Linked DNA regions of Homo sapiens: regions 2, 3, 4 and 5 are each linked to region 1. A link is a contact called in ENCODE Hi-C or POLR2A ChIA-PET data. All regions are on one chromosome and are shown on one strand. Each heading gives the region's core, a stretch centred on a gene start or an enhancer-like site at or near the end of the contact. The rest is flanking DNA. Distances are from core to core; before and after follow the strand shown. Region 1 holds the start of TRNT1 (tRNA nucleotidyl transferase 1). Region 2 holds the start of ARL8B (ARF like GTPase 8B). Region 3 holds the start of BHLHE40 (basic helix-loop-helix family member e40). Region 4 overlaps LOC124906209 (a long non-coding RNA gene). Region 5 overlaps ITPR1 (inositol 1,4,5-trisphosphate receptor type 1).

Evidence for each region. Hi-C counts contacts between places; a loop is a spot of excess contacts on that map. ChIA-PET counts read pairs that join two places held with the same protein, here RNA polymerase II (POLR2A). Pooled maps may share reads with other maps.
Region 2: a loop to region 1 is called in a map of CD8-positive, alpha-beta T cell, with 4 times the contacts of the local background. The contact joins the promoter of ARL8B here to the promoter of TRNT1 in region 1. A Hi-C loop is called at or near these places in 3 of 168 maps with a recorded cell type or tissue (CD8-positive, alpha-beta T cell and naive thymus-derived CD4-positive, alpha-beta T cell), 1 of 37 single-sample maps with no recorded cell type and 12 of 50 pooled maps.
Region 3: a pooled map shows a loop between it and region 1 (7-fold over the local background). The contact joins the promoter of BHLHE40 here to the promoter of TRNT1 in region 1. A Hi-C loop is called at or near these places in 2 of 37 single-sample maps with no recorded cell type and 11 of 50 pooled maps.
Region 4: a loop to region 1 is called in a map of CD8-positive, alpha-beta T cell, with 3 times the contacts of the local background. The contact joins the enhancer-like site here to the promoter of TRNT1 in region 1. A Hi-C loop is called at or near these places in 2 of 168 maps with a recorded cell type or tissue (CD8-positive, alpha-beta T cell and gastrocnemius medialis) and 7 of 50 pooled maps. POLR2A ChIA-PET finds 5 or more read pairs at or near these places in 2 of 52 experiments (B cell and MCF 10A).
Region 5: a loop to region 1 is called in a pooled map, with 2.5 times the contacts of the local background. The contact joins the enhancer-like site here to the promoter of TRNT1 in region 1. A Hi-C loop is called at or near these places in 1 of 37 single-sample maps with no recorded cell type and 4 of 50 pooled maps. POLR2A ChIA-PET finds 5 or more read pairs at or near these places in 1 of 52 experiments (GM12878).

What each region holds. Positions count from the first base shown.
Region 1 is chr3:3,122,349-3,128,189 of GRCh38, forward strand. It overlaps TRNT1 (tRNA nucleotidyl transferase 1), which reads left to right and starts at 4,592. Exons shown (of 8, transcript NM_182916.3): 1 at 4,592-4,642. It overlaps LOC124909339 (a long non-coding RNA gene), which reads right to left and starts at 4,483. Exons shown (of 2, transcript XR_007095786.1): 1 at 4,212-4,483; 2 at 1-290. RefSeq lists a silencer at 4,296-4,715 and enhancers at 4,923-5,653, 5,076-5,155.
Region 2 is chr3:5,119,467-5,125,307 of GRCh38, forward strand. It overlaps ARL8B (ARF like GTPase 8B), which reads left to right and starts at 2,826. Exons shown (of 7, transcript NM_018184.3): 1 at 2,826-3,122. The coding sequence starts at 3,000. It overlaps LOC124906212 (a long non-coding RNA gene), which reads left to right and starts at 3,593. Exons shown (of 2, transcript XR_007095800.1): 1 at 3,593-4,250. RefSeq lists a silencer at 2,632-2,891.
Region 3 is chr3:4,976,231-4,982,071 of GRCh38, forward strand. It overlaps BHLHE40 (basic helix-loop-helix family member e40), which reads left to right and starts at 3,207. Exons shown (of 5, transcript NM_003670.3): 1 at 3,207-3,568; 2 at 3,732-3,801; 3 at 4,071-4,178; 4 at 5,162-5,285. The coding sequence starts at 3,489. BHLHE40-AS1 (BHLHE40 antisense RNA 1) reads right to left here and starts at 3,731. Exons shown (of 3, transcript NR_125916.1): 1 at 3,565-3,731. RefSeq lists enhancers at 1,429-1,618, 1,739-1,788, 1,919-2,038, 3,339-3,488, 3,596-4,190 and silencers at 2,149-2,918, 3,129-3,188.
Region 4 is chr3:4,847,713-4,853,553 of GRCh38, forward strand. All of the region lies in intron 2 of LOC124906209 (a long non-coding RNA gene), which reads right to left. Among named protein-coding and RNA genes, the nearest start is that of EGOT, 99 kb to the left of the region's middle. RefSeq lists enhancers at 2,660-2,779, 3,180-3,239, 3,600-3,679. Within about 2 kb of position 3,264, at least 5 of the 41 ENCODE cell types and tissues checked have a DNase peak (open chromatin) inside an H3K27ac peak, as active enhancers do; they include B cell and CD8-positive, alpha-beta T cell, where a contact is called at or near this core.
Region 5 is chr3:4,515,775-4,521,615 of GRCh38, forward strand. It overlaps ITPR1 (inositol 1,4,5-trisphosphate receptor type 1), which reads left to right. Exons shown (of 62, transcript NM_001378452.1): 3 at 702-809; 4 at 5,250-5,320. The coding sequence starts at 718. Among named protein-coding and RNA genes, the nearest start is that of ITPR1, 25 kb to the left of the region's middle. Within about 2 kb of position 3,362, at least 7 of the 41 ENCODE cell types and tissues checked have a DNase peak (open chromatin) inside an H3K27ac peak, as active enhancers do.

The DNA.
Region 1 (5,841 bases), core at 3,342-5,841:
GGGTTTTCACCATGTTGGCCAGGCTGGTCTTGAACTCCTGGCCTCGTGATCTGCCCACCTCGGCCTCCCAAAGTGCTGGGATTACAGGCGTGAGCCACTGTGCCCGACCTATAGTTTTGCCTTTTCTGGATGTCATATGAATGGAGTCTATTATATGCAGCCTCTTGAAAGGGGCTTTCTTCACTTGAGAGTCAGATGTGTTGCTGTGTGTATCAGCAGTTTGTTCTTTCATCTTGCTCAGTAGTATTCCATTGTATGGATATGCTCCAGGTTGCTTATCCATTCATCTGCTGGAAGAAATCTGGGTTATTTCCAGTTTGGAATAATTATAAATAAAGTGACTACACCACTCACATACACGTTTTAGTGTGAACATAAGTTTTTATTTCTCTCAGGTAAATATCTAGGAGTGGGACTGCTGGGCCATAAGCTATATGTATAGCTAGTCTTATCAGACACCAGTAAACTGTTTACCAAAGTGGCTGGGCCAGTTTGTATTCCCACCCACGGTGTATGAGAGTTGCAGTTGCTCTTCATTCTCATCAGCATTTGATATTTCCAGGTGTTTCAATTTTAGACATTCTAATGGGTATGTAAAGGTATCTCATTGTTGGCCAGGCGTGGTGGCTCGTGCCTGTAATCCCAGCACTTTGGGAGGCTGAGGCGGCAGATCACAAGGTCAGAAGTTCAAGACCAGCCTGGCCAATATAGTGAAACCCCATCTCTACTAAAAATACAAAAATTAGCCAGGTGTGGTGGCACGTGCCTGTAATCCCAGCTACTCAGAAGGCTCAGGCAGCAGACTGCTTGAACCTGGCAGGCATAGGTTGCAGTAGGCCGAGACTATGCCATTGCACTCCAGCCTAGGGGAAAGAGTGAGACTCCGTCTTAAAAAAACAAAAAGGTATCTCATTGTTGTATAATTTGTATTTCCCTAGTGATTTTATATATATATATATATAATATTTTAGACAATGTCTCACTCTGTTGTCCAGGCTGGAATGCAGTGGTGCAATCACAGCTCAATGCAGCCTGGACCTCCTGGGCTCAAAGTGTTTCTCCCACTTCAGCCTCCTGAGTAACTGGGAATACAGGCACGCAACAGCAACCCCGGCTATTAAAAAATAAATTATAGAGAAAGGGTCTCATTATATTGCCCAGGCTGGGCTCAAACTCCTGGGCTCAAATGATCCTCCCACCTTAACCTCCCAAAGTGCTGGGATTACAGGCAAGGGCCACCATATCTGGCCTCTTAGCGATTGATGAGTATCTTTATATATGTTTGGTTGCTAACCATATAGCTTCTCTTATTACGCTTATTTCTTCATATGTGATATATATTTTTATGTACTATATTTTTGCTGATAATATATAAAAATAGAATTGATTTATGTATATTAACCTGGTATCCTGAGACCTTCCTAAATTTACTTGTTAGTTCTAGTAGTAGTTTTGTCAGTTCCTATGATTTCTGTATAAACCACCATCATGTCATCTGAAAATAGGGACAATTTTACTTCCTTTTGAATTGTTACACTTTCCATATCTTTTTCTTGCTTTGTTAATGGTTATAAACTACAGACAAATGTTAAGAAGTGGTAAGATGAGGCATCCTTGCCTTCTTCCTGATATAAGGGGGAGAGTGTTCAATATATTACCACTAAGTCTGATATTGGCTATGGATTTTTCATGAATGACCTTTACTATATTGAGGAAGTCCCTTCTAATTTTTTTGGCAGTTTTTATGAGTAGGGATTGAATTTTAAGTGGTCTTTCTGCATCTATTGTGATGACAACAGTTTTTCTTTTTCAGTTAATATGGTGAATTACGTTGATTGGTTTTAGATCATTAAATACAACTTGCATTCCTTGCACTGGGGACAAACCCAAATTGATCATGATGTATTATCTTTCTATATACTGTTGGATTCAATTTCCTAACATTTTATTAAAGTTGTTTTTGTTTCTATGGTCATGTGGTATATTAAGCTGTATATTAATTTTTTTGTAGTGTTGATTTTATGTTATGCGGGTTATGCTGGCCTCAAAATGAGAGGAAAACTGTTTCCTCCTCTATTTTCTAAACAAACTTTGCACAAGACTGGAGTTCTTCCTTCCTTATGCGTTTGATAAATTTGACCACTGAAACCATCTGGGCCTGGAATTATCTTTGTGAGAAGTCTGTTGAACAACAATTCAATTTCTTTAAAAATGAAAAGCTATTCAGATTTTTAAATTCTACCCTATTTCAGTTCTGATAAATTGTCTTTTTTATAGAATTGGTGCGTTGCATCTACATTGTCAAATTAATTGGCATAAAATTGTTTATAATACCTCCTCATATATATCTACATGATCTGTAGTAATACCCCTATTTTTGTTTTATTGTCTTGGCCAGTACAGGAGGAATTCTCTTACTCTCTCTCTTTCTCCTCTCTCTCTCTCTCTCTCTCTCTCCAGTTGACCTTCCATGGCCATGGGTTCTCCATCAGTGGATTCAACCAGCCACAGGTCAAAATATTAAATAAGGCTGGGGCACCATGGCGCACGTCTGTAATCCCAGCACTTCGGGAGGCCTAGGTGGGTGGGTCACCTGAGGTCAGCAGTTCAAGACCAGCCTGGCCAACATGGTGAAACCCCGTCTCTACTAAAAATACAAAAATTAGCCGGGCGTGGAGGCGGGTGCCTGTAATCCCAGCTACTTGGGAGGATGAGGCAGGAGAATCGCTTGAACCTGGAAAGCAGAGGTTGCAGTGAGCTGAGATCGTGCCACTGCACTCCAGCCTGGGCGCCAGAGTGAAACTCCATCTCAAAAAAAAAAAAAAAAATTAAATAGCAATTAAAAAACACAAAGAAGCGATATAGCATAACAACTGTTTACACAGCATTTATATCAGGTATTATAAGTAATCTAGAAATGATTTGTACTACAGAATGTGTATAGTCTATATGTAAATATTATGCCATTTTATGTAAAGAACTTGAACACTGGCTGGGGTGATGTTCTGGAACCAATACCCCATGGATACGGAAGGACAACTGTATATACACCTGCATATATAAACTATATATTTACAAGGCCAGAAATTGTTGAGGGTGCCCAGCACAGTAACTGGCACGAAGTAAGTCATCATAATAGTTGTATTAGCGTTGCCTTCATAGGTGGTGATTTGGAGAATCTATTCTAGGTGGGTACAGCAATGGAGGCTTTGGTCCAGTTTGTCTAGGGTCATGGTGGTGAGAAATAGCAGACAAGCCTGAAAGGATGATTTGGGGCTTTCCTTGCCCCAAAGAGAGAGAGAGACAGAAAATCCTTGCACCGGATGATATCAATGCTGTGCCTCTGAATGTCCATTTGGAAAGCCAGTCCTGTGCTTCCAAAAACAGGATATTCAACACCTTGAAGAGGTGTGGTAATTGCACATCTTACTTTTTACGTTTTAGGAAGTCTACAGAGAGTGGGGCTGAAAAGTTTGGGAAGAACAGGTAGGCATGTGGGGAGGGCAAAAGAACAGAAATAACATGCACAAGCATTTTTCTAGGAAAATTTTAGGGAAAGCTAAGTGATGTAAAGTTACACTTAAAAGACTACACATTTTCGGCCGGGCGCAGTGGCCGAATCCCGGCAAAAGTAATCCCGGCACTTTTGGGGGCCGAGGCCTGGGGAACACGAGGTCAGGAGTTCGAGACCAGTTGGCCAACACGGCAAAACCCCGTCTCTACTAAAAATTAGCCGGGCGTGGTGGCAGACACCTGTAATCCCAGCTACTCGGGAGGCCGAGGCAGGAGCATCGCTTGAAACCGGAAGGCGGAGGTTGCAGCGAGCCCAGATCGCGCCACCGCACTCCAGCCTGGGCGACAAGAGCGAAACTCCGTCTCAAAAACAAAACAAAACAAAAACTACACATTTTCGCACTTTAAGGGCTCAACGGCTGTATTCCCACTCCTTTGCCACTCTCTTTGCTCTTTTCCGCTCTAGAAAGAATTAATGAACTGGATCAAATCTAAGTTCTCCACGTTACAGATGGGAAGCCTCCGGGCCAAGGAGGCCAATGGTTACACAAACCAGGTAAGAAAATAAAATATGCCCAGTAAGTTCATAGGACCGGCGGGCTTAGATTTCGAATGCGCGTGACTCTGTCAACTGTGGACTTAACCCTATGCAGAGATTAGAGGAGAGAATAGTCAAACACGGATAAGTTAACATTTACCGAACAGTCCGTCCTACCCTGGGGTAGGTTTTATTAACAGTCTCGTTTTGCAAAGGAAGACAGCTGCCAGTTGTCTCAGATCGCACGGGCATGCCGCGCAGATGGGCTTCTGAGCAGCTCAGGGCCAGCCAGAGGTCTGGCGAGAAGGGCGTAATTAAACGAACCCGCGCCGGTTTCCTCAGGGCCCCCCGGGGCTCCGCTTCGCCCCAGCGGGCCTCGGCGGGGCTGGGAAACCGGCTGAGGTTCGCCTCACGGTGGGGAGGAGCGACGGGAGGCGGAAGCCCTTCGGTCCGGGCCCCGCCCCCGCACTCGCCCTCGCCCCGCCGCGACTTCCCATTCGCCGCCAACCCATGTGCGTTGGTGACGTCACCGCGTTCACCAGCCCGGAAGTGCGCGTGGCGGCGGTGGCGGCTGCGGCAACAGCGGGGCCGGTAAGCGGGCGCGCGCCGCTCAGAGGGGCAGAGTTGGTGGCGTGAGTTGCTGCCCCTTCCTTCCTGCTGTGGGCCAGAGGCGCCACCGCGCCCGGTCCTCGAGGAAGACGGGAGCGGGACGTGGCGAGAGGCCTCCTCAGCAGTGGGCAAAATAGCCCCGACGCGGAGGTCGTGTCCCCGCCACGTTTCCGGCGACCGCAGGCGCGGATTCCTTGGCTTCCCTCAGCACTTTCCCCTCCGCGCGGACGGCCCCGAGACGCTTTTTCACTGGGCCTTGTCGCCAGCACCCGGCGTGGGGGGTGAGACGCGCCTTTTCAGGGCTGGGGTTCCCCAGAGCGTTTTCCTAAGTCGAGGCGGAGGTGCGAGGAAACTGAGTGGGTCTTTCCGCCCCACGTGGCCTGCCGGGAAGCGCGGCTCCTCCACCCGCTTCCGTGGAATGGAATGGTTTTTCTCTGCAGGTTTACACCGGGGTCACTCGAGAGCTGCTGCGGCCTCCTTATGGGCAGGACCCCCGTATGGGGAGAACGAGGATGTGATATGTAGAAGGGAAGGCCGCGGTGTGCCAGAAATCAGAGGAGATTGCAAGATGGCAGGAAAAGAATCAGGAAAATGGGGGCAGCAAAACTAAATTCATGGGAAAATACAATGTCTAGGAGCTATCCCAGGGTCGTGAATCCTCGAGTGCAGGTGGGGAAGTAGGGTGATACCCACCTGTGACCATGACAAGTTTTGGAGACCAGAAACTCGGTTAGAGTTTCTAGAACCCCGCATCCCTCTCATACTGCCTGAAGCCCTGCTCTGGGGAGAGTGTCATCACAGTACCATGTGGCATGCGAGTGTCGTGGTAATGCTCCCCGACCAAACCACCAAACCGAGGGTTGGGCTGCTTATTCTCGCTGCCCAATAATGAGATGCAGATAAACTAGGAAAGAAAGGAGTTTATTTCTGTAACCAGGTACGGGGCGAAGGCGTGGAAAATATCCCAGACCGACTCAGAATTACAGAGCTTTCCAGAGCTTATATACCTTGTAAGTTGTATGTTTATGTGTAAGTGTGCATTGATCTAAAGATACAAGTGATTAACTTCTTACCCATAAGATCTGAGTCCTGAAGACCTTCCTCTGGAGCCTGAGTAAATTTACTTAATCTAAATGGGTCCAGGTGCTGGGGTGATTACCCTTATATTCTCTCCTGCTAAA
Region 2 (5,841 bases), core at 1,576-4,075, 2.0 Mb after region 1:
GAGCGAGACTTGTCTCAAAAAAAAAAAAAAAATTCCTGGGCTGGGTGTGGGCATGGTGGCTCACGCCTGTAATCCCAATACTTTGAGAGACTGAAGCAGGAGGATCACTTCAGCCCAAGAATTCAAGGCTGCAATGAGCTATGATCTGCCATTGCACTCCAGCCTGGGCAACTGTGCTCGACTCTGTCTCAAAATCAAATAAACAAACAAACTAAGTCCCCTCAACTGACTAAACAGATCCTTCCTGGACAAAGAGATCCTAGGAAAATCTTTTTTTTTTTTCTTGAGACGGAGTCTCGCTGTCGCCCAGGCTGGAGTGCGGTGGCGCCATCTCGGCTCACTGCAAGCTCTGCCTCCCGGGTTCCCGCCATTCTCCTGCCTCAGCCTCCCGAGTAGCTGGGACTACAGGCGCCCGCCACCGTGCCCGGCTAATTTTATGTATTTTTAGTACAGATGGGGTTTCACCGTGTTAGCCAGGATGGTCTCGATCTCCTGACCTTGTGATCCGCCCACCTCGGCCTCCCAAAGTGCTGGGATTACAGGCGTGAGCCACCGCGCCCGGCCTATCCTAGGAAAGTCTTAAAAACTGAGTTCCTTCCCTCCACAAGATGGGAAGTCAGTCACACCTGGTTATACCTCCTCCCTTATGTCGTTTAGAAACAACAAACGACCGGCCGGGCGCGGTGGCTCAAGCCTGTAATCCCAGCACTTTGGGAGGCCGTAGGCGAGCGGATCACGAGGTCAGGAGATCGAGACCATCCTGGCTAGCAGGGTGAAACCCCGTCTCTACTAAAAATACAAAAAATTAGCCGGGCGTGGTGGCGGACGCCTGTAGTCCCAACTACTCGGGAGGCTGAGGCAGGAGAATGGTGTGAACCCGGGAGGCGGAGCTTGCAGTGAGCCGAGATCGCATCACTGCACTCCAGCCTGGGCGACAGAGCGAGACTCCGTCTCAAAAAAAAAAAAAAAAAAAAGAAAGAAACAACAAACGACCAACATTAACGTTAAAATAGAGATCACAAGACTGACAGAACAGACTCTTTGTGACAATTAGATACCAAATTATAAACAGGACCTAAGGCCATACTAGGCAAGAGTTAAATGACTAAGTGCAAGGTTTCTCTTTTTCTCTACCAGCTAAACCAGCACTGGCCTGGAGATAAACACAATTAAAACAGTTACAACTCTCTGCCAGATGCAGGCTAACTGACCTGTTCCACAAGCCTAACTATGGCTTTGATTAGACAAGAGACTGATTTCTGTAACTTTCTCCTGTTAAGAGACAACTAACCATGCATCCATGCATTGGTTCTGGCTGGCTTTTTCTTTTCTTTCTTTCTTTTTTTTTTTTTTGAGATGAAGTCTCGCTCTGTCACCCAGGCTGGCGTGCAGTGGCATGACCTCGGTCACTGCAACCTCTGCCTCCCGGAGTCAAGCGATTCTCCTGCCTCAGCCTCCAGCATAGCTGGGATTACAGGCGCGTGCCACCATGTCCCGCTAATTTTTGTATTTTTAGTAGAGACGGGGTTTCACCATGTTGGTCGGGCTGGTCTTGAACTCCCAACCTGAGGTGATCTGCCCGCCTTGACCTCCCAAAGTGCTGGGATTACAGGCATGAGCCACTGCACCCGGCCTGGGCTAATTTTTTGTATCTTTAGTAGAGACGGGGTTTCACCTTGTTGGCCAGGCTGGTCTCAAACTCCTGACCTCCTGATCCACCTGCCTCAGCCTCTCAAAGTGTTTGGATTACAGGCTGTGAGCCACCGCGCCCAGCCCAGTTCTGGCTGGTTTTACAGAGGCCAAGCACTTCAATACCTTTCCCGTCCCTGATTCACTTTCTGATGTGGAGGGCCTGATTATAATACTTTTACTTTATTTATTTTTTAATTGTTGTTTTTTGAGACGAGGGTCTCACTCTATCACCCAGGCTGAAGTGCAGTGGCATGATCTCAGCTCACTGCAACCTTCGCCTCCTGGGTTCACACAATTCTCCCACCTCGGCTTCCCAAGCAGCTGAGGCTACAGGTGCATGCCACCACGTTCGGCTAATTTTGTATTTTTAGTAGAGATGGGGCTTCACCATGTTGGTCAGGCTGGTCTCAAACTCCTGACCTCAGGTGATCTGCCCACCTTTGCCTCCCAAAGTGCTGGGATTACAGGCATGAGCCACCGCGCCCTGCCTGATTATAATACATTTAAATGTTAAGTCGCCACCCCAAATGAACATAGGTCATATGCAACATACAGATTTGTTCACTATGTGTGTAAGACCACCTTCATACATATTAATAGCTCCTTCCATAAGTTAAATATGTTTACTTGGCCAACTCCTCAATATAAATTCTTGTTGCACCCTTCCCTCTCTCAAAGTGCTTACTTTTGTTTTTTTTGGCCCGAGGCTGCACGTCCTGCCTACAGCTTATAATCCCCTTCTTAAGAAATAATGCTCTCCTTTCTAAATTTATAAACGGTGTCATTTTTAAGTTAACACTATCTTTTGCTACTACCAAAAATGTAGGACAGGAATTTTTATTCCACGCCAACTCTTCCAGAGTCTTGAAGTCTTCCTGCAGATTGTTAATGAACAATTATAGCAAAAAATGAATGAATGAATTAACGAATGTATAAGTGGATGAATGACGAATGAACCAACAATGAATGAATGTAGAGAAAGCCTCAAGGGGGCCCGAGGGTACGCTGTGCTGCGGAGCATGCCCACCAGGTGGCGATGCCAGCGGCGGGCGGGCCTGGCCGGATTGGCCGCGCCGCTCTTGCCGTGGGTGCCGACGGCGGCGCCGGGACGGGCGTGGGGGGTAGGGCGAGTCATATGATCCGCTCGGCTTCCTGGGTCTGGCTGCTGCCGCCCGCCGGTGTCCGCCCGTGTCGCGCCGGGGCACCAAGGAGCCGTTGGAGGGTCCGGGCGGAGGCCCGCTCGTGTGGAAGTCGTCGACGCCGCCGCTCGTCCGTCCTCCCGTCCGTTCTCGCTCCCGGCCGCCATCATGCTGGCGCTCATCTCCCGCCTGCTGGACTGGTTCCGTTCGCTCTTCTGGAAGGAAGAGATGGAGCTGACGCTCGTGGGGCTGCAGTACTCGGGCAAGACCACCTTCGTCAATGTCATCGCGGTGAGCGCCCGCCCACTCACTCGCCCGGGGCTCCGCAGCCAGGAGTCCGGCCCGGCGCTTCTCCAAGGCCTGAGTTGGGGCCCCCCTCGGCGCGATGGGACTGATGGCGGGGGGCGTGCGAAGCTGGGCCTGTCATCTCCCGAGGGCCAGCATTTGGAATTTCCCGCGTGTTGGCGGCGCGGGGAGTAGCACTGAGATCGGCAGCGGAAGGGTTAAGTCAGTGTAGACATTTTCCAAGGGCTGTGTCCTCAACGCCGCGGGGGCTCGGAAAGAGTTAAATTGAACTCGTCACATTTTTAAAGCGCTTGGGGATTGGGGTTTCCCTTGGGTTTGCCCAGTAGGGGCAGCCAAAGAGTTAAGTCCAGTCTGTCACTTTCCCAAAGGGTGGGATTTGGCAAATCCGTCAGCCGTACGAGAAAGCGTAAGCATTAAGAGCCTCTCTTAAGTTGCCACTTTGGACCAATAGACCCATTGTGAAAGCGGGAGACCAGTGTGAGCGCCTTCCTGAATTCTGTGGGCCGCTGGTCCCATCTAATTCAGTTACTTGTTTTCACCCGTCCCCCAGGCGCGGAGACCAAGCTCATTGCTGAGCTCCAGCTAGCCCACAATACATAGTATTTATTAAGCTAAGAGTTAATTGTCTTAAGCGACTAGATAAGATGGATCTGCAGTTAGCATAAAGTTAACTACCCTGCGAAAGAGGAGTTGGTCTTTAAATGGTGTTTTTCACTTGAAGAGAAAAGAAGGTACTGGGCAGGAACATAGCTTAGCAGGCCTAGGGAATGGGTGGAAGGAAAATTGCACTGAGGACTTACATAGAATGTGGTGTTTGTTCAGCAATGATTGAGTAGAAAGGTGATTGTTTCGTTTTGCTTGTTTGGTTGGTTGGGAAATAAATAGGAGTGAAAGATTTCGCCTCGATCTTTATTTAGAGCCCAAGAGTTGTTGTGACTCAGTTTTAGCTGGTAGTGGCTTGTACACGCCAGGGGAGTTTTAGAACTGTTCTGAAGAGAGATGGCAGCAGTTCTTCCACCTTTTCGATGACTGTTGAAATCCTGAAGATTAGCTGTCCGACTGGTTAGGTTACACAAGATGATTCAAACACAGCTTTCATGTTTGAGAAAATAGGTAACTTGTGATTCTTAGTCCTTGCACTAATAAAGCAACAGGAATGAGTAAGTCTTGGAGAAAAAGAGATTAGCAGAAACCCCAAAGTCCTTTGAAGAATGATGTATATAAGGAAGATTTACCTGCTTGTTGTTCGGCTCCTTTTCTAGTAGTATTATTATTAATTTTTTTTCTTGAGACGGAGTCTCGCTTTGTCCCCCAGGCTGGAGTGCAGTGGCGAGATCTCAGCTCACTGCAACCTCCACCTCCCAGGTTCAAGCGATTTTCCTGCCTCCACCTCCTGCGTAGCTGGGATTACAGACGTCCTCCACCACGCCCGGCTAATTACTTTTAGTAGAGATGGGTTTTGCTTTGTTGCTCAGGCTAGTCTCAAAACTCCTGACCTCATGTGATCCGCCCGACTCGGCCTCTTAAAATGCTGGGATTGCAGGTGTGAGCCACCGCGCCTGGCCTCCTATTGTAATATTATGATTTTTTGCGCTTGGAATGACTATCTTTCCGCAGGAATAGAAGAGTGGAATGTGTATCTAATACCACTAATTTTTTTTTTTTTTTTTTTTTTTTTTTTCTGGTAGAGACAAGATCTTCCTATGTTGCCAGGCCAGCCTTGAACTCCTGGGCTCAAGCGAGCCTCCTGCCTCGGCCTCCCAAAGTGCTGGCATTACAGGCATGAGCCACCGTTCCTGGCCTAATACCACTAAAATTAATGAGGAAACATGAACTTCGGGTTACATATTTATATTAGAATTTTTTTCTTTTCTTTTTTGGAGACAGGGTCTTGAGCTTTCACCCAGACTGGAGTGCAGTGGTGCAGTCGTAGCTCACTGCAGCCTCCAACTCCTGGGCTTATGTGATCTTCCCTGTCTCAGCCTCCCAAGTAGCTGGGACTACAGGCATGTGCTACCACCATGGCTCGCTATTTATTTTTAATTTTTATTTTTTATAAAGACGGGCTCTTGCTATGTTGCCAGGGCTGGTCTTGAGCTCCTGGCCTCAAGCAGTCTTCCTGCCTTGGCCTCCCAGCATACTGGGATTATAAGCCTGCTAGAGCTTTTATATAATATGGAAAAGATGAGGCATAAGCTTGAGTGAAGTTGAGCTCAGTTAACTGTAAATTTTCTCATATCCCCTTGAGATGAGAATTGGAGTCATCTTGTAAAACTTGCTCTTTGACAACATGGAATTAATGTTTCATGTGGATAGGTGTATTAATACAGCCAGTTGTATTTGTTGCAGTTGAGTTGTTATGCTTGGGAACTCTAAAAAGTTGAGCAAATCTTTGAGAAACTTCTTGGTGATTTTTATGCTTCTGTTTTCAGTAGACAGTGTAGCTTAATGAGCATGACCTTTGAAGTCAGACAGCCCTGGATTTGAAATCTGGCTCTGCCGCTTAGCAGCCTTACATCCTCTTTGAGTCCTTACTTTCCCATCTATTAAATGGAGGTAATGATATGTTTCTTACAGAGTTGCTCTAGGGATTAAATGACATGAAAGATGTTAAGTGGCTAGCACTCATACTGGCCCACAGAAGGGGATAGGTAGATGGTAACTGTTGTTATTTGTAATTGGGCGTACCTGTTTAATGCAGGAA
Region 3 (5,841 bases), core at 1,957-4,456, 1.9 Mb after region 1:
AATGGCAGGATTACCCAGTGCAGCTGCTCAGTGCCACATTGCACAACTCCAGAGGGTGCTCTCACACAGACTGCAATGTGAATAGCTCCCCCTGGAGTTGAGCGGTGCACAACCCAAACAACCCTACCAGGCAACCGTAAGTATAGTGATTAAGAGCACAAGCTTTGGAGTCCAACAAACCTGGGGGCCTGTCTCAGACTGAATCCCAGACTATATAACCTGGGGCAGGTTATTTAGCCTCCTTGAGCCTCAATTTTCCAAACAGAATATGTTATACATCCCTAGGGCCTATTTCAGTGTCTGGCATTGAATAACAATAAACACGTGTCAAATGCATCGAGCTAATACTAGTACCTGCCTAAAAGGTGGTGGTGAGGAGCAAAGAAATTGACATACGAAAGGTTTTTAATATCTACAAAAGATGACAGACTGAAATAGTAACATTCTCCAGGATGGAAAGATCTATGCCACGTAGGAATTGTTTGTTCAAATTATTATTTTTTAAAAGCCATAAGCTATGGAGAGAATAACAGAGTTTTGTTTTGTTTTTTAATCCTGATACGGTGGAAGTCTGGTAGGATGGGAACCGTTCTTGAAGCTTGAGAATACATTCGGAACAAATAAAAAGTAGGAAATGCATACATTTTGTTATTTACAGTTGTAGGGCAGGTAAGGGCAAAACGTATTGATAAACTCAAAGAATTTTAAGAATGATATTGTCATGAGCCATGAGCCATGGAAGCTGCAAGGTTTGGGCTCCCTCCTGCCATCGGGTGGGGGGTGTCGGCGGAAGGGGGTACGTGTCCTGTCCTCTCCCAGTGCTTATTTCCTGCTGGAACCGTGGTTTTGACGCAGCCGTGACAGCCCTTCATCCTTATTAAAATCACACAATGAAGCAGGTCGCCCAAGATTGAAAGCGCGTTTCCAGGGCGGACCCCGGTCCCCGCCTTTGGCCAGCAAAAGTACATTCTGGCAGGGAGGGATCTCTGAGCCCCGAAGTGAGGTCATGCCAGTTAGCAGTTAGAAAAGGAGGCATTTCTCACACTTGCTAAAGAGTTTGACGCTTGTGAAATATAAACAGGAAGCGGGAGCTCTCCAAGGCGACCTGAAGGAAATACACTGCCAGTTTGGTCAACTTGTGAATGCCAGTTCTCTAGGTCGTCAAGGGCACTGCCAGTTAAGACTGATCCCCTAACTGCACCCGAGGCTACTACTCTTCGCCCAGTCTCGGCAGTGACCCCATTTTTTTTTCAATCCTTCCCACAGCCAGGTCACTCAGCAGTGGGGTGACTGACCCGAAGCGCAGTGGGAAGGGCTTACAGTCATCTCTCAACTCCCCGAACTTGCAGGGCAGGGGAGCGCAGAGGTCAGTGAAATCCCCAGCCAGGCCTTATTTTAGTCATGAGTTTCCACTGGCTCCCTCCTCTGACTGTATCAGCGCTGCTCACACCGCGGGATTGGAGTTTCAGCTGTTTTCCCTGCTCCCGGCTGAGTGAGAAGGTCACAGAGCCCGGACCTTTCCGGGGGAGGTGGGTGGGGCCCTCCGGCAGCCTAAGTGAGATTGCAGAGATCTGGGGCCGCTGGAGGAGGTCCTTCCGCCCCGGGCTTGGGGCTTTGGGTTAGCTTCTCCCCCGCTTCTCTACCTAGGCATCTCGGTTACAATGAAATTAAAAACAAAACACAAAGCAACACAAGTTCTCATTGTTTTTCCCCTCTGTCAGCCAGTGGCCTCGATACAATTTTCCCAGGGCTGCCTTTCCTTTATTGCTCAATTTAACCTCTTCCTAGAGGTTCTGCAAGTTCAAGGGCAGGATCCGTGTCGGATTCATCAACTAGTGCAGCGCCTAGTGCAGAGCAGGGGGCTCAAGAAATACGTGTCGACCGCATGATTGCTAAGATTTCCCTGTAACAGGCGGTTTTTTTTTCTTGTCTCTCTCATCCCTCCTGCCCTGGGTGCAGACCGCGAACAGCGCCGCCGAACTTCCCAACAGGCAGGGAGAGGGCCGATCCGGGCTGGCACGCCACGTCCCCGGGGTCTCAGTCCCTGGGTCAACGCAGAGAGGCTCGCGGTCCGCGGTGCTACGACCTGAGCCCGGCCACGTGAAGCGTCACGCCCTGCGCTGCTGCAGGGCAGGCGCCGCCGCCGCGGTTGTGTAACGCTGCAGCCGGAGGGGAGGCGACCGGGGCGCCTCTGCTCCGGAGGGGGCAGAGGAGGGAGGGAGCGCCGGGCACAGCGCCCGGTATCTTTCTGCGCTTGACTGGCCGGGAGGAAGGGGGTGACACTGGGGCACCCAGGGGGCTGCGCAACCGGGTGCCCGCCCGCCCGCAGGTTGTGCCCAGGAGCGGAGCTCCTGGGAGCGAGGGGCCCTCGGCTCACACCCTCCACGGTCAGGTGCGCGCGGCGTGCTCGGCGGCAGCCTCAGCTGCCCCTGCGCTTGGCCGTCGGCCCGCTTCCCATGGGGTGACATCCGCCCCGCCCCTCGGTCCCTCCCCAAGGCGGGCAATTCCTGGACGCGAGGGTGAGCAGTGGGGGCAGGGAAGCCAGGACGGAAAGAAACCCCAGCCTCTGGGGAAGGCTGGGGGGCCGGGCGACTCCCTCCGCAGCGCGCCGGTTCCTCCAAGCGGGCCGGGCGGGGGAGGAGGAAGAGGGCTGGGCTGGAGCTAGCAAGGGGATATTCCTCTCCCGGCTTGAGTCAGACGCGGGCGGATCCGTCCTCCCCCGTTCCCTCCCAGGAGACGGGAACTTACTTCATTTCCCTGGGGCAGGTTCGCCCACGTTACCAACTTCTCCCCCTCCCCCAGCACCCCCGTCCCTTCCAGCTTCCGCGCCCCCCACCCAACTGGGCAGGACCCAGGTCGTGCTGCCACCCCCTCTTCGGGGAAAGGCGGCCGCAGCCGCAGACACCTGGGGGCCGGGGCTGGGGGTGGGGGCTCCCTAGCAGCCGCCGGAGCGTTGTCCAACACGTGAGACTCATGTGATGAAGCCGGGGGAGGGCGGGCAGGTCGCTCCTTCCCTCCCCGGCAGTGGCCAGACGTGCCTGGAGTCACAGGGTAGAACACGTAGCTCCAACCCACCCACTCGCTCCCATTTAACCCAGCCCGCAGCCTCTCCATTACTCCTCGGCTTGCCCCCCCACCCCCCCACTCCGCCCTAACCGCCCCCCCCTCACCCGCTCCCTCCCGCCTCCCCGCCCGCCCCACTTCTCATTCACTTGGCTCGCACGGCGCAGACAGACCGCGCAGGGAGCACACACCGCCAGTCTGTGCGCTGAGTCGGAGCCAGAGGCCGCGGGGACACCGGGCCATGCACGCCCCCAACTGAAGCTGCATCTCAAAGCCGAAGATTCCAGCAGCCCAGGGGATTTCAAAGAGCTCAGACTCAGAGGAACATCTGCGGAGAGACCCCCGAAGCCCTCTCCAGGGCAGTCCTCATCCAGACGCTCCGCTAGTGCAGACAGGAGCGCGCAGTGGCCCCGGCTCGCCGCGCCATGGAGCGGATCCCCAGCGCGCAACCACCCCCCGCCTGCCTGCCCAAAGCACCGGGACTGGAGCACGGAGACCTACCAGGGTAAGTTGGCACTCCTTGGCCCTTCAAGCCTCAACTGCAGCCCCATGTTATGCGCCACTCTCAACTTGGAGCAGCTCCGGGCGCACCGGGAGGTTCTTGCCCGGCAGAACGCCTGCAGCCGTGCGCAAGCAGTCACGACCCTTCCTGGTCTCTCTTCCTGCAGGATGTACCCTGCCCACATGTACCAAGTGTACAAGTCAAGACGGGGAATAAAGCGGAGCGAGGACAGCAAGGTAAGCAAGTGCACCCCTAGGGACCCTGCGCTCAGCCCCTCGCGCGCGCTGAGTTTCCAAGAAAAGTTTTCTCGCTTTGAGGTTGGCGAGGGGATGCAGGGTGTGGGCTCGGTGCCTCTTCTGAGTGACTTGGAAAAGAAAGGGCAGACGATGGTTCTGGGTGCTACTCTGCTACTCTGCTCCTCTGCCGGACTGTTGCTGCGGGGCTGGGAGGATAGGCTTCTCATCTCCTTCCCCAAGCGCCCACCGCCTCCCCGTGCGTCTTGCAGGAGACCTACAAATTGCCGCACCGGCTCATCGAGAAAAAGAGACGTGACCGGATTAACGAGTGCATCGCCCAGCTGAAGGATCTCCTACCCGAACATCTCAAACTTACAGTAAGTGAGAAGCTGGCCCCTTTCCAACCCAGTCCTTTGCCCAGAGGGCGGGCGGGTCACTCGCCGCCTGCAGGTTCCGCGGGGAACTGCAGACCAGACTGGCGGATCAGAGCTGGCGGGTGGCTCTGCGGTGGGGTCCTCCTCCACAGTCCTGGCGTTTTCTGGCTGACTCATGCAAATGAGGCGAGAACCACTTGGACCTCTCCAAGTTGGCTCCAACACCAACTGGCCTTCCTTTTCAGGAGTTTAACTTCTGGTGATTTTCAGGATTCCCTAGTTTTTCTCACTTAAAGGAACACGCCAAGAAACACACACATTTTATTTACCCCTTCCCCTCTACCACTCCCCCCACCTTTTTTGTTGTTGTTGTCAAATAAGGGGACTTGCTTTGGTGTGTGATTTTTACGGCCTGTCCTTTCTTGACAGTAGCCCTCGGCTACTTCGCAGCCTTTGGTTGGGGAAATGGAAAAAAAAAAAATAGTATTTCGGGAGGAACAAAAAAGCCTGGATGAGCTGGAAGTTCTGAAAGGGTGTAAGGAAAGAAGTAGGGAAAGCCTCTTGGCTGCCAGACGTAATAGAGGTCCCTCTCTGAGTTGACACCACTGCAGGAAAATGTTATCTCTGGATTCCCCTGAGTTAAGGTCGGCAGAGGCTGCTGGAGAAATTTATCTGTCAAAGGATTTTCCTGAGGTAGTTGCAGCTTCCAAAATGCCTCCAAAGACAGGTGGCACCCGTTTTTTTAAATTATTTAATTATATATATATATTATATATATATACACACACACACACACACACACACACACACACATATATGAGTGTATCTGTCTATCTTTTTAAAAGCATGACCTACAGACTTAAAACAGCCAACCAGGAAACACTATTCCACTTTTTTTTTTCTTTTCTCATTTCTCATTGCTAATAAATGTCCCAAAGGTGGGACTTCTCTGACCTCACCGCTGACTAAGGCTCTTTTCCTTCCAGACTTTGGGTCACTTGGAAAAAGCAGTGGTTCTTGAACTTACCTTGAAGCATGTGAAAGCACTAACAAACCTAATTGATCAGCAGCAGCAGAAAATCATTGCCCTGCAGAGTGGTTTACAAGCTGGTGAGTGCTGATTCTGGCTATGCTCTCTTTAAGAGTTTGAGTGCAAATAGAGAGCCCGTGGGCTCAACATCTGATGTAATAAACATTACTGCAACAAATTGCTTATGCACGTTCATTGGGGGAGATGCAGTTTTATCTTTCCTAAAAGGTCAGACTTTTCATTTGAAATGCATTGTGCCACCTGGCATGAATACGTATTAGTGAAATGATAAGATATTCCTGTGGCATTTTAGCTTGAGAGTCTCTGGGTTCTGGGAGATTTCCCTACTCCCTTTTAAAATGCCAAGGCACCTATAATTTGCATTGTGGGTGTTTTACAGTTGGTCTTCTTAGCCCTCTTTCATTGGAGAAGAAATCATGGGTATGCCCCAGCGTTTTCCTGTTTCTTTGCTTCCTTGTCACTTGGTGTGTGGTGTGATCCTGGCAGGATACAGCAGGAGTTTTTCCTGCATTTCATGTGGTTCCCTGAATAGCCACTAGGTATCTTGGTGAATTGCACAATCTAGCGAAACCACTGAAGTTTCATCATTCGTTTCTACTGACTTCCAGATAATCG
Region 4 (5,841 bases), core at 2,014-4,513, 1.7 Mb after region 1:
ATTCATTCATTCTTCTGGATTAGTGACTGCCAGCCAGGCTGTCGGGAGCGCCCTACTAAATCTCCTGTCTCTTCTGCTTTTACTGGGGGATCTTTAATTTGCTGTGTGCCATGTGGAAGTATCGGGAACAGCTGAAATTTGTTTTAGTTCATGCCCAGTGGTCAGGGTCCTTCAGCAAAGTGTAAAATGTTTTTACAGAGCCACCTTGCCTGTCCAAACGTAGTAAAACCTGTTCCCTCCTCAAATCAGTGCTTGCCCTGGCTGCTTTTTTTGACACTAATTTTCTCTATGCTTTGGTAAATAATACCACCCAATGTTGGGAACTAGGTCAAGATTAAATTCCAGTTAAATGGCTAGTTTTGTAACTAATGCTTCTACTTTATAAATTTGATAACTTAAAAACAAATTAATTTTTTCCAGTCAGTGCAGCCTGTCTCCACAAAATTTTTCCATCGTAAGGCAAGCCTAAGACAGATACCTACTTTTATCTGTAAGCAAAATGGCAATCTATGCTAACCCCCACAATGCACACATTAGCTAGCAAGGACTTGCTTTTCCCCTGGGCTTTCTCTTTGATCTCTCACACTGCCCAACGAGATGTGGCAGTGTGTGTGGTTTGTCTCCCAAGTCCCATCCAGTTCATTGGAAAGTTCTGCATTGACATGCCAAGTTGCAGCTTTTACAGGTTTGTCATGTTCCATTTGAATCCTGTCACTTAAGATATAAATCTTCATTCAGTGTGCCAGCTTCAGCAGAAAATAAACGAAATTGGAATGCCACTCCTCCCTCCATGCAGTAGATCCTACCCTTGCCGTTTGGGTGTGAACACTAAAGCTAGTAGAATTGAAACATACAATTTGAAGTGAAAACTCCGGGGGCCTTTGATGTGTAATTGTAATTCTGCCTGCTTCCTTCACATTGTGCCTTTCCAACACCTCTATTTTAAGATCAAGGTCCAAGTCACCTTCAAAGTTACCTACCCGGATGAAGAATTAGTGTTATCAGGGTGAAAGTATGGTAGTACTCGCTAACATGAGAGAAAGCCAATGTTACTTAATTAAGCCATTTTATTTAATATTAACAGTTTGCTACAGCACCAATTCAAGTTTCAAGCATCTGCAAATTTCCCTAACTAATCCATCTGTTAAAGGGTCTGGGAAATTCCATTCCACTTCTCTAACATTTGTGGGATCTTACCCTTTCCATGCCCCTAAAATTGTGTAGTGATTACCCTGTTTCTCTCTACAAGTAAAGCTTCCACTCTGTTTGCTGTCGTCCTGAAGGTCTAAATGATATTCCATCCACCCTGTTCAGTTTTCTCCTAGTGCTGTATTTATCTGTATTTACCCTGCCCCCAACATACAAAATATGACTTTAATGTCATTCTTTAAAGATTTGATACTATTCACTTAGTTTGCTTTCAAGTTCATGTTCCTTATTCATTGTTCTTCATTCAGCCAATTTTTTTTTATTTGGTTGCCCTTTCTGGAAATCAATTGCTTGATTTTGCTCCTGTAAAATGTGCTCTTTCACTGCGTTTCACTGAGCACTTCCTAATATAAATTCTAAAGCAAGCATCCTTTGTCTATGGACGCTAGTCAACAACTCAGCCTTTGCAGCAGCAAACTATACAGAGCTGTTTGTCTCCCAAGTCCCATACAGTTCACTGCAAAGTTCTGCATTGACATGCCATGTGCTAGTGGGAAATTACTAAGATCTCTAGAGTAAATTAAGAAAATAACCTGTTAAAAACTCAATTGTAGATCTCTGTATACTCCTACTATAGACGGCTTGGATAAAGCCTTAATGGGCAAAGGCCTGAAAGTTTCTGATAGTTATTTTAAGGCTAATAATGAGACCCTTAGCCTGACTTTTGAGCGGCAGGGAGGGAAATTTACTCCTTCCAAACTGTTACAATCATAACTACATACTTATAGAAGCAGAGTTGGGTTTTTGCCAAAACTTTTTCGCCAAAACTTTTTTTTTTTTTTTACAGATTTTGATAACATACGTGCTTGTTAGAAGACAAATTATATGACAGTAAAAGTCACCTTTACATAAGACAGAATAACAAAGGACTGTTATTGAAGGCTCTTGAGACACTGTACAGCAGAAGTGAAACTTATTTTAAATAAGATAAGAAATTGAGCCCTAAAGAAGTAAAGTAACTTGTCCAAGGACTCAGCTCCAGAATAAATAAAGATCTCCTGACTAAGCAAAATACAGAGAGCTCTTCCCACTTGCTATCTCCCTTCCAGAGTGGGGATATCAGTAATCAGTTTCCCTTAACTGTTCTCCCTTTACACAAAGCATTCATGCAGAACTTTATTTTGTCCTACATGTGGAACAATACAGATTGATTTGTTTTTTCTTTTCAAATCTCTTTCATGAGATGATGGATCTACACATTAGAAAGTATTGACTCTGAATATTTTGTCAAGACCGAAAACTTTGTGGCAAAGATAAGGAGTGAGTGAGCTCCTGAAGTCTTTATCTTTCACAACTACAAATCTCTTGTATATAGCTCTTATATAACTGCATTTTTCAAAGGGAGAATCCGTCCTCGGCCCAATCAAGGTGGCTTCTTCCTAGGGAGCATGTGCAGGTGCACACTGGTGTCCTCTCCTACCACAGATGTCAGTGTTCATTGGCAAACTCTGCCTTGGTCTTGTTCCTTACACTAATAATTTAACAATCAACTAGAATGTTGGAAAATCCCCATAAAGATTTCAATTTTACAGAAAGTACCCAAAATTCCACTAGTTTTGCATCACAAAGTAGTGGTTGAAGTAAAGTTTTGAGTAAAACGCCGTGTGTGTGGTTTTTGTGGGTGGTTGCAGCTCAGAACAACGTTTAGGCCTCATCAATCATCTGACAGGAGAGAGTATGATGGCAATTTATAATAAGATGATTATAATTATCATACACATTTTTCCATCTTTGGTATCATATGCCACATTAAGCAACTCTTACAACCTAGAGGCCAATTCAGAAGCATAACAAGCCTTCAGGTCTGGAACCAAAAAAGTCTACCAAAATCAAGAAAATAAAAAGGTAGATCACTGGTGGGTGTTTACATTTGGTCAACTCAGACAATGCTATGGAGTCTCCAGCTGCTGGTATTTTAAACTCATTTGGTAAAACAAATCTCTAGCTTACTAGGGCAAGACATTAAAAAAAAAATTACCAAAGGAACATCTTAAAATACTTTAAGGTCATGACAAACCAGTGTGAAAGAGAATCCTAACACCTAGAAGCGAAACTGCATCATCCACCCAGCTTGGAGAGAAAAAAGAAAGCCAAAAACCACTATAGAATAAGAATGCAGAGTTTGAGAAAACCCCTAAGGTGAATTCTGAACAACAACACAAAGAGTCCAACAACATAAGAAGTGCACACTGTACGCAAGAACCACTAACGGAAAGAGTTTGCCAGCACATTTATAATGACCTCACAATACATGGTTGGTCCCAGGTAAATGGAACTTCAGACAATCCAGGAATTTCACCTATTTACTCCTGAGCATAAGTCACATACTTATCACCTATGGTATCTCATAAAGTCTTGTAAGAAGCTTTTTGTAAAAGTTCTCTGCAGAAAAACAATTAAGGTTTGGTATAAAACTGGGACAAGGAGACCTGAACCACACAAGGCTTAGGTGCTAGGTCTATGTCAGAGTCCACATGGCAACATGGTGGAATGGAAAGAACATGGGCCTTAAAGTGGATAAGAATTCTAATACCATTTCTGTCACTGAAATGTTATAACTTGGAGCAAGTTACTAATGATTTTAATGTGCAGTTCCCCCCTTCTCAAGAGTAGAGATGCTACCACGTACTTCTTTGGGCAGTAATGGGCATCAAGAAAGATAATCTATACCAAGAGTCTGGCATATACCTGATACGTTACTTCCCATTCCTTTGCAACATGACCATTTCCTTTTTTTCATACCTATCCACAATCTCAGCTAACTATTGCATGACCAAAAGCTTCTTTCTGTTCCCACTAAATGGGTCTGATGTTATTACTGCGGGATCCTAAATCTACATGTCTTAACATGACATATTTGGGCCACATCCAGTCATTTTAAAAACTTTTATCTTTCTATCCAAAGTACGTTTTAACTATCAGTTTGAACTGAATAAATTCATAAAGAAACCTCTCATACAGCTTATGACTTCCAGATAACTATCCTCATATTTTTTAGCAGTGCTGGATTCAAATCTGACTTCTTTTCTTAAAATAAATCTTGGGCCAGGCACAATGGCTCACGCCTGTAATCTCAACACTTTGGGAGGCCAAAGTGGATGGATCACCTGAGATCAGGAGTTCGAGACCAGCCTGGCTAACATGACGAAACTCTGTCTCTACTAAAAATACAAAAATTAGCCAGGTGTGGTGGCGCATGCCTTTAGTCCCAGCTACTCAGGAGGCTGAGACAGGAGAATCACTTGAACTCGGGAGGCGGAGATTGCAGTGAGCCAAGATTGTGCCCCTGTGCTCCTGCCTAGGCAACAGAGTGAGATTCCATCTCTAAATAAATAAATAAAATAAATCTCTACAGAAAAAATGTTTTATCTTGGGAATGACAATATATTTCCTTAGTTTCTGAAATGCCTTCACTTACATTCTCATTTAAACCTCCCAGTCTTGTCAAGTAGATATTATCTCTGAAGTCTGAATGGTCCCAAGTTGTACTATCTTTAATTTAACATTCAAATACAAATTCTACATCTCACTACCTATAGAAGACCCAGAGCCTCTTTAATAATTTCTTTCTGAGAAGGATCCTGAGAAGGAGCAGAGACCCCACCTTGGGGGCCCGTGAGCCCCTCTGCAACCCGAGCATGAAAATAAAGGAAAATCTTGCATTCCTTCAAGGGCAATTCCAGGCACCTAGCTAGCCCTGAGAAGTGAATAAGCAACTTGTTGAGCAATAAAGTAATATAATAGCAGCCTCAGCGCAGTGGCTCATGATTTGGGAGGCTGAGGCAGGTAGACTGCTTGAGCCCAGGAGTTCAAGACCAGCCTGGGCAACATGGCAAAACCCCATCTCTACAAAAAATACAAAAATTAGCCAGGCGTGGTGGCACACACCCATAGTCCCAGCTATTCAGGAGGCTGAAGTAGGAGGATCTCCTGATCCCAGGGAGGTCAAGGCTGCAGTGAGCCAAGATCACACCACTGCACTCCAACCTGGGCAATAGAGTGAGACACTGTCTCTAAAATAAAATAACATAAAATAAAATAAATAAAATAAAATAAAATAAAATAATAAAATAAAATAAAATAAAATAAGGTAATAGTAGCCTAAAACAATAGCCAAGGAAGTCATGAGATGTTTGGTTCCCTAAAGAAACTATAGATAGTATCTTAACGTATGTCCTTGAGTTGTTTTTTAAAAACCCAGACCACTACCAAAGGAAAAATGCTGTCAGCTGGCAGGCAAATCTCAGATAAGGGGGAACGGAGGATGGAACTCTGACCACTGTTCTTTGTTCTAAATTTCTTCTTGAAGGGCCTGGAGGAAGTTATTGCCCACAGGCCAGAGCTAACATTCTTTTCTGCTGACCTCAAATTTTTCTACAAAGCTTCACCTCCTTAAACAATTGCACATTAGAAAATATCTCTGAATCCACCTATGATCTATGGGCTGTACCCTTCCACTCCTACTCCACTTTGAGATATCCCACCTTTTTAGGTTAAACCAATATGTAGCCTCATGTATTGATTTATGACTTTGCCTGTAACCTCTGCCACGCTGCCTTTAAAAAGCCTTACCTGTGTAAGCCATCTGGGAGTTCAGGTCTTAAGCATGACCTCCCTGATCCTCCTTGCCTG
Region 5 (5,841 bases), core at 2,112-4,611, 1.4 Mb after region 1:
TATTATTCTTACCCAAATACTGAAGGATCTGGGCCAGGTACTGTCTAAAGGGTTTTCATCCTCTGGAAGTGTTTCTTGGTGAAGGATGAGAAGGCAAGACATTTAAGTAGCATTTGGGTGACATGCGTACAGTTGTGGAATTCTGAAAAGGCCTAAAAGGCTGCTGGAAATTTGTGGTATTTATTGGCAGGTTTCTTTTTATTAATGTCATTTTGTTGCTTTGGTACCTTAGCCCAGGCACTGTGGCCTTGCCAGAAGCAGGTTTTTATACCAGGTGTTTCCTTCTGACTTAACATTCCCTGAAGCAAATTGAATATGTTAATGTTTCATAAGTCAGACTTTCCAGGTAACTCCCTAGTCACTGCCACGTTCTTGGCTGAGTTCCCTGCAGGCTTTCTATTCACTGCAGTTTTTATTATCAAGGGTCCTCAACTTGTAGAATCTGATTCAGGCATGGTTTTGTTAGAAACAAATGTTACTGTGGTTGGAATATCCTGAAATTAGATAATATACGGGGAAAAAGTGTTGTTGCATATGTCCTTACTTGGCTCATTGAATCGCCTGCCTGTCAAACTGTTATTTAAATTTGACTTTTAAGTAAGGCGCTTTGGAAAATTGAGCTAAGCCAACTCTTAGTGACTTTTTTCCCCTTCTGAACATTTCTTTTCTTCTAACAATGCTGCATATTTTACTTTGTCTAGGATTTTCAAGAAAGACATGTCTGACAAAATGTCTAGCTTCCTACATATTGGAGACATTTGTTCTCTGTACGCGGAGGGATCGACAAATGGATTTATTAGCACCTTGGGGTAAGAGCATGCAATTTCTTGTGTGGCACGGTTTGTTTAAGACATCATAACATCAGCTTAAAACTGTGATTTTTCTAACATAAGAACGTCACCGTTTTACTTGGCTTTCTAAGTGCGGTTGAAATCACAAACACCAAATCTCATGTTAGCCAAGTTTAACCTCTTATACAAAAACACAATTTTCTGTATATTTCTGAAAGAGCAAAACCTCATTATTTAGGACACTATTCTGAGTTTATTAAAATTTGCTTTTCCTTTCTATATAAAAGGGAGAGTGCCTTTATTCCACTATGGAATACAGTTTAAATGGAATAAAGTGTAAAGATGAATATTTGCAGAGCCCAAAGAAGTGCTTTTTAGTTTTGTAAAGGCTCTTCTTTTCAGATAGTGACTCCTTTATAATATAAGCAAAGACCAAACCTCCTGGGCTGCCTATCTCTTTTCTTTGAAGCAGACATTTCCTATTTTACATTGCTGTATGCATTTGAAAATTATAAATTGCATAAAGTTCTATAAATCAGATTTTTGCTCTTTTGTGCTTTTTTCCCAATCTTTATACAACTTTTAAGGGTATAAATATATTTCATAATGTACTCATTTGATTATCTTCTCCCGTCTCCTCCTACGCCTATTGTCTAGAAGAGGAAATGAGAGGTGAAATAGTCCCAAAGGCAGACAGAGGCAGAATGGAGAATCAAGATGGTTAACTCCAAAATAGTTACGAATGGTCTATATTGTCTTTGTGTAGAAAGGAGTAGTGAGGCCCCGGGGCGGCATTGTTGAATTTGGCAAGAGCTGGACTCAAATAAATTGGGGGAAGGAAGACCAGCAGCTTCTCCAAGAACCTCATTTTTACAGCAGCCAGACCTTCCTTTCAATTATAGCTATTATTTAAAGCATGCTTGTTTCCTGGTATTTGTGCAGAATGAGTATTCCTAGGCTCTCATGCAGGTTACTCCACACTCAGGGAGCAAATTATTATAGATACAGAATTATAGCTCAATTAGACTTGTGCTCCCACTGTAGAGAGATTTTGTTTCAAATGTCATCCAGTGAAAAAGAAGTCATCCATGGCTGCCTGATCACCAGATCCAGTGACTTTCTACATTTGACCTCTCTCCATTATGGACCTACCCTTAACAATTTATCTTCTGTGGCTTTTGGCAAAGAGGCCTCCTTCTGCCCTGCCTCTGACTCTCCCTCCTTTCTTCATGGTTGGCTCCTTCCTGTTTTCATCGTCTATGGTTGACTCTTTTACCCTCTTCTTCTTTTCAGTAATGACAGCAACAGTAATAAATGAAAAGCACTAAATGAGCCCAGTGGGTATTTGCTGTGTGCTAGGCACTATGCTAAATACTGTGCCTACATCTTCCTTAATCCTCACACAACTGTCTATGGTGAACATTGTCATCATTGCTGTTTGTGGAGGCAAAACTTTTGAGCTTCAGAGAGGCAAAGTCACTTGCCCAAGATTTCACAGCTCAGAAAATTCCAGACTCCAAGGCTAGGGCTGCCAGCAGTTGCTCTCTGCAGGCCAGCTTCTCTCTTTCCAGCTTCCTTGTCTGCCCGCAGCTCTCCCTCCTCCTTGACTGTGCACAGCCCCTATCTGGATGCCTGGTTAAACCTCAACCCACTCTATTCCCATGTTTCCCCTGGGGGTCTTGATTTCCCAGTCACCCAGGTGCCTCCTGAGCCCCCGGGATCTTAGTACCTTCTTTCTCTTCCAGGGCATCTCTTCTTTAAAATCATATGAAGTGCTTTTTAAGTGTTTTCCTCAAACATTGTAAACAAATTAATGATGAGTCCCTCCTGCCCTTTTAAAGTGAGGAGGGCTTCTTTTTGAACTTTGGGTTGCTAATACTTTCTTGAGATGAATACTTTATTTTCTCAGTTGCTTGCACATATTTGAGGATAGCAGTGTAAAAATGGGGTTGGAAAGAAAGTTTGACAACCCTTCCTGTTTTTAATATTTATGGGGGACCTGTTGTGGACTACGGTGAGTGAGTGCCAGTCGTTATGGGACTCACTGTGTAGCACTCCAGCCCCATCCCATTTATATAGATGGTGGTTACCTCCAAATGGCTTCATCTACTGGTTGAACTTGAGAACTCCAATAGGATCTTGGAGGGCAAGTGTGTGTGTGTGCACACTACTCAGTGGCATGCTTCTGAATTGCCTTTTTAGCTTGTTAAAAATAAAGGTTCAGCTTGGTGCGGTAGCTAACGCCTGTAATCCCAGCTACTTGGGAGGCTGAGATGGGAGGATCCTTTGAGACCAGGAGCTCAAGACCAGCTTTTAAGACCAGCCTGGGCAATATAGCAAGAACCCTGTCTCTTTATAAAAACAAGACGGGCAGGATTCTTGGGCCTCATCCTACAGCACAGCTTTAGTAAGCTGGGTTGACAGAGTCCTGGCGTCAGTATATTTGGAAACAATAAGTCTGATGAACATCCCCCTCGTTAAGAATCCCTGAGACCAACTTTCATTTTACAGATGAAAAAACTGAGACCGGTAGGGGTAAAATGCCACAGTCATGATCATGCCGCTAGTAGGTGGCAGAGTGCCATCTACAATTCATTTGTCATCTGAGCTTGACTGGGGCTCCTCTTACCACTTCCTCCCCATTTGAGAACTTGATGATTTATTTATTTTTTTTTTTCTTGAGATGGAGTCTCACTCTGTCGCCAGGCTGGAGTGCAGTGGCACGATCTTGGCTCACTGCACCCTCCACCTCCTGGGTTCAAGCAATTCATCTGCCTCAGCCTCCCATGTAGCTGGGACTACAGGCGCCTGCCACCACGCCCAGCTAATTTTTGAATTTCTAGTAGTGACAGGATTTTGCCATGTTGGCCAGAATGGTCTCAATCTCTTGACCTCGTGATCCGCCTGTCTCGGCCTCCCAAAGTGCTGGGATTACAGGTGTGAGCCACCATGCCTGGCCATGGCTTGATGATTTATTAACCTAGCCCTACCTTGGATTCTGAGCCCACCCTGTCAAGCATTATGTTAGCTCTGGGGGCATTACTATACTTACAGGAGCTTAAGGTGGTGGTTTTATATATGTATATTCTGCTCTTGATTTTTACATGAGAACTCAGGCCATTGGCTACACTGTTCTTCTTGTTTATACAGTGAAGTCTTGTGTCATGAAGCTGAAGGAGGCAAACTGCTGGTGGGGTACCATGGACACTTTGATTTACCCACCAAATAGATACTGAGCTGCCAGCCTTGGGCATCTTCTGGCCTTCATGGAGCTGGTAGCCTGGTGCCCCTTTGGAGTCTCAGTCAGTGAGGTTGGGAGGACAGAGAAGGAGAGGCAGAGAGTGTCTGGCGCAGGAGAAGCTTGGTCGGGGGGGCTTTGTGGAGAAGGTGGGGCTCTTACCCTGAGTCCTGAAAGACAGGCAGGACTTGAGGAGGCAAAAGGGAATCTTGGAGAATAGAACAGTAAGGGTCAAGGCTGAATATTTAATGGTACCTTGCATTTGGGATGAGAGGAGGCAGCACAGATGAATGGAGGAACCCTGGAAAACCATGGTGTGTTAGCTGGGAACAACTGCAAGTTCTGTGGTCACTTGGAAGATTAGCCAGTTCTATCAGTACCAGTTTTAGGAGCTTGGACAAGTTGTGTAACTTCTCAGAGTCTCAGTTCCCTCATCTGTTCAAAAATATATTTTTAAGTGGTTCTTCTAAAAGAATTGTGCAAGTTAGACTTAGCAGTCAGGACTTTAAATACTGAGTCTTTATGTAATGTGAGCTTATTTATTTGTAATTTTTTGTACTTTCCCCACTAGTTGCTTTTGATGCTCCACAGTCCTTTCATATCTTCATGAGTTTGTGCTCATGGTTCTTTCCACCTGGAAACGCTCCCCTCTAGCCTCCAACATCTATTTCGAATCTTCCAGTAGTTCCATTAGAACTTCCTCTGTCTGCAGCTTCTCAGATGACCTCAGGCACAGTTCGCTTCTGGCTGTATTTTTTTTTCTTCCTTCTCTTACAGCCCTTAGATTATATTCTCCTTATCAGTTTGTTCTTAAGGCTCCTGCACTAGCCTTGAGCTCCCAAAGAGCAAGGGCCTGGCTCATATTCACCTGGCACAAAGTCAGCTCCTCAGCTACCCTTAGTTGAATGCAACAGCCCCTTGCTGTGTCTCGCGACTTCAGCCACCTTGCATGCTATACTCAGATCTACCATGGACATGGTTATGGGAAAGGAGCCACAGAAAACAGTAGCCTTAATGTGTCCTTCACAGAACAGAACCCTGGGCTTTTGGATTAGGTTTAGATCCATGCATAGGAAGCCTCTAGTGTAAAGAGTTCCTGGCAGGAGAATATGGCAATCTAAATGTTGCGCAGGAAAAGCCCTGGGATATCTGATTTTTGCATAGTGCTAAGAGTTTCATTTTCATACACTTGACAGAGCATTTATCTGTCTTCTTTACAGCCTGGTTGATGATCGTTGTGTTGTACAGCCAGAAACCGGGGACCTTAACAATCCACCTAAGAAATTCAGAGGTAAGGTGGTGGCTTTCCTGGAGTAGTCACCTTGACTCACTTGAAAATTCTTGAAGTGTGTTGTTGGTGTGTGTGTGTGTTTATAAGCAAAATAGGCTTATTTATTATGTATTTTTTTCAGAGTATGATTTGAGTTCTAAGCTTTACAACTTGAAAAATGCATACATAAATTTAGTATCAAGATTGGGTTGGCTTTTACTGGGTCCTTAATTTGTCTATTGAATATGTGTTGACAAGTGCTAATTCGGTTTAAAGTCTTACATTTGTACAGGTATTTCTTCAAACAAATAGTATTTATGGATCCAGTCACAGGGAACATTCATTATTTCAGCAGATCTCACTGTCCGTTTGGGGATGCTGATATTCTTAGATACCTTCTTTAAGAGGTATCTAATGATACCTCACTGAATGTCTCACTGGAATGAAACGTTCTTAATTATTGCACTTGTTTTTTGAGTTAAAAGACATAGGCAGGCTGGGCACAGTGGCGCATGCTTGTAATCTCAGCACTTTGGGAGGCC